Linked DNA regions of Homo sapiens: region 1 is linked to region 2. The links are chromatin loops, found by intact Hi-C in ENCODE. Cell type or tissue: PC-3. All regions are shown on one strand. Links, peaks and the distances in the headings refer to the core of each region. The heading gives the core; the rest is flanking DNA. Region 1 overlaps FARP1 (FERM, ARH/RhoGEF and pleckstrin domain protein 1). Region 2 overlaps FARP1 (FERM, ARH/RhoGEF and pleckstrin domain protein 1).

The links. Hi-C counts contacts between places; a loop is a spot of excess contacts. Peaks named below come from ENCODE experiments on the same cell type or tissue, not always from the same donor. Only the 100,000 strongest peaks of a DNase experiment are listed, where the experiment ranks them.
Region 1: a loop joins it to region 2, with 10 times the contacts of the local background. A loop is called at or near these places in 3 of 110 quality-filtered maps.

The regions. Positions count from the first base shown.
Region 1 is chr13:98,299,965-98,302,778 of GRCh38, forward strand. All of the region lies in intron 2 of FARP1 (FERM, ARH/RhoGEF and pleckstrin domain protein 1), which reads left to right. Among named protein-coding and RNA genes, the nearest start is that of MIR3170, 93 kb to the left of the region's middle. In PC-3, for the core only: no CTCF peak of the experiment used is centred there; DNase peaks (open chromatin) are centred at 1,437 and 1,917; H3K4me3 peaks cover 1,790 bases; H3K27ac peaks cover 2,312 bases.
Region 2 is chr13:98,213,408-98,216,221 of GRCh38, forward strand. It overlaps FARP1 (FERM, ARH/RhoGEF and pleckstrin domain protein 1), which reads left to right. Exons shown (of 27, transcript NM_005766.4): 2 at 1-6. Among named protein-coding and RNA genes, the nearest start is that of MIR3170, 6.3 kb to the left of the region's middle. In PC-3, for the core only: no CTCF peak of the experiment used is centred there; DNase peaks (open chromatin) are centred at 1,134 and 1,504; H3K4me3 peaks cover 1,754 bases; H3K27ac peaks cover 2,500 bases.

The DNA.
Region 1 (2,814 bases), core at 175-2,674, 87 kb after region 2:
AAATGCTACAGGAGCATTGAAAGCTTCCTCTTTTGTTCTGGCCTCACTATTGAATAGTTTCTAATGTTCCCCCAAATAATGTTTAAAGAATTTATTAAAACACTCCCTCTCAGTCCCAGTAATAGGCCAAGAGCCAACCACACACAGAATTTGGCCACACCCTTTCCCCTGAGAGCACTGTATCTAGATTAAGATATTTATTGAGGCAAAGAGAAAGTTGGTGTTAGGTTAGGAGGTCTGGAGTGAGAAGACAGTCCGTCCATGCTGCCTTATGGGGTTGGCCTCGAGTAGTGTGGGGACGACAGGCTTTCACGTTAGTCACTTAGAGGTCACTGGGAACTGTTCCTTGGGGCCCTGGGCCACTGTCGTTTGCACGGACCCCGTGTCTCTCTCAGCCTTGGTAGCAGTCATCCAACCACATCTCTATCATCGTTCTAACCGGCAGTGAAGAGAGCTGGGCAGATGCTTTGGGAGCCCTCTTGGTTTGGTACCCAGGATGTCCGCGTATTCTTTTTGAGTGGATTGATTTCCAGGGAAAATGTTACATTATATAACAGCAGTTTTATAAACATATACAAAATGTGTTCTGTACATGTAAAAGGGTCTTGCCTTCTGACTGTGCCCTCTTGCCGGTGGCTTCATCAGCTCTTCCATCTCTGCAGGTGAAGCCACTTCTCTGCTCCGCCCAGCAGGGCCACCCTTCCCCGTCCCCTCTGTACTTTTTTTCTAAAATATAGAAAGAACAGCATTATGAATATTACTTGCTTTACCAAATGATGGTTTCAAATATATATGGGGCACTTAATGTCCAGTTTTCTTTGAAAATAGACTTCTCCAAAAATGTTGGCCTGGTCAGGCACTGAGGCTTCTGTCTTCTGTGCTGCTGCCGACTTGGGGGCTCCATGGCCTTGGAGAGTTACCCTTTAAGGGACTCCATTAATGCATCCCAAATGACAAAGCCCCTGCCTGGATGATCTCTCAGGTCTCTCCAACCCTGGAATTGGTGATCCTGTTGTTGGTCCAGACCAGCTGTCATCAACTTGGGGCCATTGCGCCATCCAGGGGACATCGAGCTGGGTCCAGAGACTGCTTTGGTTGTCATCTAATGGCATCTTGAGGAAAGAGGCCAAGGCACTGCTGATCATCCTACAAGGCATAGGACAGTCCACCCTGCCCCCAACAAAGGAACACCTGCTCAAATGTCAGTAATGCAGAGCTCATGCCAGCCCCCACCTGGAGGAGCCCTGGGCAAGTACATTGACCAGCTCCTGGCCACTTTAATGCACTTTTTTCTTTCTCTCTGTTGGACTTGTAGGGCTTTCTCTGGTCCACGTGTCACTTTCCACGTCTGTTTACCATCTGAAAGTTCTGTAGGTGAAGAGGTGGAGAAGTCAGACAGGTCTGCTTGGCAGAAACAGAGCTTCTATTGTATGAGGTTGCTGGCAAGTGAGAGAAGCCTGAAGTCAAGCCTTCTGCGGAGGTGTGGGTTTTCTGAGCCACATTAAAAATGTGTGGCTCGTTCTCTTCTCTCTGTTAGAATTTTCCTGGCAGTGACTTAGGAGCTTGGCATTTGTTTACTTTTCCATTTTGTTTATGTCTTTCTACATTCCTGGGACTTGGATTGTTGAAAGCTCAGCGTTTTCTAGATAATACTGTGCATTTAATATTTTAGAGGGGATAGAACCTAAAGAAGAGGTGTTTTGATCGTATAAACCTTTCGGGCTTTTGGGGGGAAATCAAGTCCCCAAAATGGTAGTACATTGAAAACACACAGAGGGATACTTAACTTGCCTTAAGAAGCCAGTGTTTTTATGTTTATTTAAGTGTACACGTACTCGGTGGTGTATGGCTCAGACTTCTTTAAAAAGCAGAAAGTAAAGACTGTCCTCTGAGCCAAAGCCAGGGCATGGAGGATGCGTGCAACAGCCTTGTTAATTCGGGTGACCGGATTTCTCAAACAAAACAGATCATCCTGTCTGTCGACTTTAAAATTCATGATCATTTTTTTTTTCCCCTAAGGAAACCTGATTCCTTTTAAGGAATACTTGGTGTAGACACACCTCAAAATTGACCCCGTACACAGACTGGCTCTGTACCCATTAACTTCCCTGCATAGAAGTAGGAAGCAAAAAGGAACTTTCCATGAATTGGGCTGACTTAGCTGCCACATTTTGGCACAAAAGCAGGGGCCACCAAGTTAGCTGTTAACTCTGCTCTTTAATGGAAAGCCATAATCAAACCTCCAGAATAATGGGGCAAACACGTGGAATGAACTCTCTTTCCACCACTTTTGTAAAATCTACCATGAATGGCAAGTGCCAGCTTATGCCTGTAATCTTACCCATATCAAAAAATTCTTTTCTAGCTCACATTCATTCCTCCATTTTCCCCAGTTGCTATATTTTCAACCTCCCACACTCATCTTTTTTTTCACCCCTGCCCACACCAGTGGCCAAAGATGGTCACTTTCTTTTTCCGAGAGCTGCTTCTCCCTGTCCGGGGCAGATCAGCTTTGCCACACTTCACCCTTCCTGGGCGTGCTCAGGCAAAAAGCACTGCAGCCCTCTCTCCTAGCACCAACCTAGCCTGGGTGCTAGCACTGACCAAGGTCTGGGCATTTGAGGAATTTTTACCTATAACATCGTTGTCTGGAGAGATCAAGGAAAGGCAAGGTGAAGAGCAAAGAGGAACTTCTTCAGGATCCCATTGGGGTGAGAATGGAAGCCATTAGTTCTCAGTTGTGGGATGCATTTCTCCTTGCTGAGAGATTGAGGTCGATGAGGTAGCATGGTTGATATTGATCCCTTGGGACCA
Region 2 (2,814 bases), core at 78-2,577:
GTTCCAGTAAGTTGGGGGCTTATCTGTAACCCAGGAGTGTGGTAGGGGACAGCCTTTGGTGTGAGGAGGTTCGGCTCATTCCCATGGCCAGTGACATGAGGCGGCTGGAGGTCCTGCATGTTCAGCACCTCCCTCCCCGCCCCCCAATGGCCCCGCTGACCCGTTCTGGTTTCGAGCTCTCCAGTGTCTAGATTTATGCTTGAACCACCCACATAGTGATGTCAGTGGCCTCGGCACTTGAATTTTACTATGAACTTTCATTCAAATATATATATGTAATCTAAGTGCATATGTATATGTTATGTATATATATGTAACTGGAGGGAAGAGTGGTCTTGTGGCTGGATCCCAGTTTAATTTACTGGTCATAGACAATTCCTCTCTCACATTGGTGCTTGTGCGTGTGTGTTTGTGGCAGGGGGGCTGTCGAACTCAAGTCCCGGTTACTGGCAAGAACAGTCCCGAGAGCATCATTAAAGAGCCACGTGTGTTTTCATGTGAGGGAATCAGGAGAGCCTGTGCATGCAACCCCACAGGGCAGGTGTGGGAGTATCGAAAAGCCTCCTTCCGAGCCTGCCATATGGCAGCCCTAGAGATGGGGAGGCCCTGCCACCGCAGGGCCCTGGACAGAGCAGCCTGGGGGCCGGAGGTGTCACAGGAGGAGCCGGCAGCCTGGGCCCCTCAGCAGCTGGAGCCGTTGGAGCCGCTGGAACCTCTGGTGCTCCTCACTTCTGCTGTTCTTCTCCGAGCCCCTGCCTGGCCTCTCCCAGCCTCCTCCTCAGATCGCTCCTGCGGGAGGATGAGAAGCTGCCGCCTGCTTCGTGCAGCTGGTGCACATCTTATTCCCGGCAGGAGAGGAAGTGGGAGTGTCTGGCTGGCTAAGCAGCAGGCCCACTCCCTCTCATCGGCTCAGTCCAGAGAACTCTTAACACTCCTCGGATCTAGTATTTTGGGTTTTCTGTCTGGAGTATCAAATACCATGTCTAATATTGTTTGTGGAGGAGGAAGATAACTCTTGAATTCCAAGCAGCCAACTTACAAACAAACTCTGGGAGCACACCTGTTTTTAACATAGAGATGATCTGTGTGTCATTCCTGTTGGCTAGAGGGGCTGGAATTTAGTAGTCGGCATTAACGTTGGTAACCCATCATTTAATCACTTATGGGATATGAGTCAGCGAATTATATTTATTTCAAAGAACATTGCTCAGAGCACATGAACTAACATTAAATGTCTCAGGAAAAGATAAACTCAGAACAGCTATGCTTAAAACCACCAATTTATTGCGCACTGCAAACAACCTTTGTGTTTTCTGATTTTCTTGTGGAATTTGTATCTTTCAAGGACTTGGGACAGCTTTGTATTTTGGTGAACAAAGCTATTGCTCATCTGCTAAAATCATAGACTGTTGAGGAGAGCCCCTGCCATGCAGTTAGAATTGGGCCTCCTGGCACACGTGGTCCGTATGTGCGCCACCTCACCCACTTTTTTGTCTTTGTTGCCAGACTGGTTCAGTGAGGTGTTTCGTTTCAGTGTTTCCTGTTGAGCACTGTGAAGGACTTCTGAGCCCAGGTTTCTAGCACACACATTCTATTACACGGTGTTTCTGAGTGGGTTGGACTGTGGAACTGGCAAATGCTGCTCTTGTGTGCACTCACTCCAGGGATCGTTGGACTGTGCTCACCTGCAGTTCTTCTTGAAACCAAAGAAAGTCAAGACCCCATTCCTAGCTACTATTTAGCAGCTATCCAGGAACTCCCTGCCCAAGAAGTAGTAATAGAAATGTGTTTTTATCTTTTAAAATGATTTTTCTTCATAATTTCTGATGGCTTATGCTTTGCATTTATAAGCCCTTTGTCTGGAAGGAACCTTTCTCATGCTCTCTAATAAACTCCTGTGCATTCTTAAAAGCCCTATCAGTTTTACCTGGATGCCTACTCTCTCAAGCAGGGCTTTTTCTTCCTTCCTGCAGACCACTTTACTCATATACCTGTCAGATGCACAAGGGAGCCTGGGTTCAAATCCCAGCATCTCCTACTGAGAGTTGTGCAGCGTGAACAAGTTATTTAACCTGTCTGTATCGATAAAATGAGGCTAATAATAAACTCGACTTTATACTATATGAGAATAAAAAAAGAGGTGACACAAAGTGTTTGGAGCAATTCTTGACATGTAGTAAGAGCTTAACTAAATAGTAGTAATGACATGCACGTCCAACTGCCTGCCTGTTCTGTCTATATCCCCAGCATCTAGCATGGCACCTGGCATATAGTAGCTGCTAATTAAATGTTTGCTGACTGTTAGAGTGAGTGTGAGTTTATTTTACAAGTAGAATTAATGCCATTGTTCGTTTTCACATGTCTCCTCCATTCATATTTTTCTTTTTCTCTTTTTTTTTTTTGAGACGGAGTCTTGCTGTGTCTCTAGGCTGAAGTGCAGTGGTGCGATCTCAGCTCATTGCAAACTCCTCCACCTGGGTTTAAGCGATTCTTCTGCCTCAGCCTCCCAAGTAGCTGGTACGATAGGTGCCTGCCACCACACCCAGCCAATTTTTGTGTTTTTAGTAGAGACGGGCTTTTACCATGTTGACCAGGATGGTCTTGATCTCCTGACCTCGTGATCCGTCCGCCTTGGCCTCCCAAAGTGCTGGGATTACAGGTGGGAGCCATCACACCTGGCCATATTTTAATTTTTCTAGTTTGGTCAGAATCTTTCTCTTAACCTCTGGGAAACAGATGTATTCCTTAACTGGCTGTAGAAAGTCACATATCAGCATTTTTATTGGTGGAGCTGATTCTGAGTCAGTACCTCAT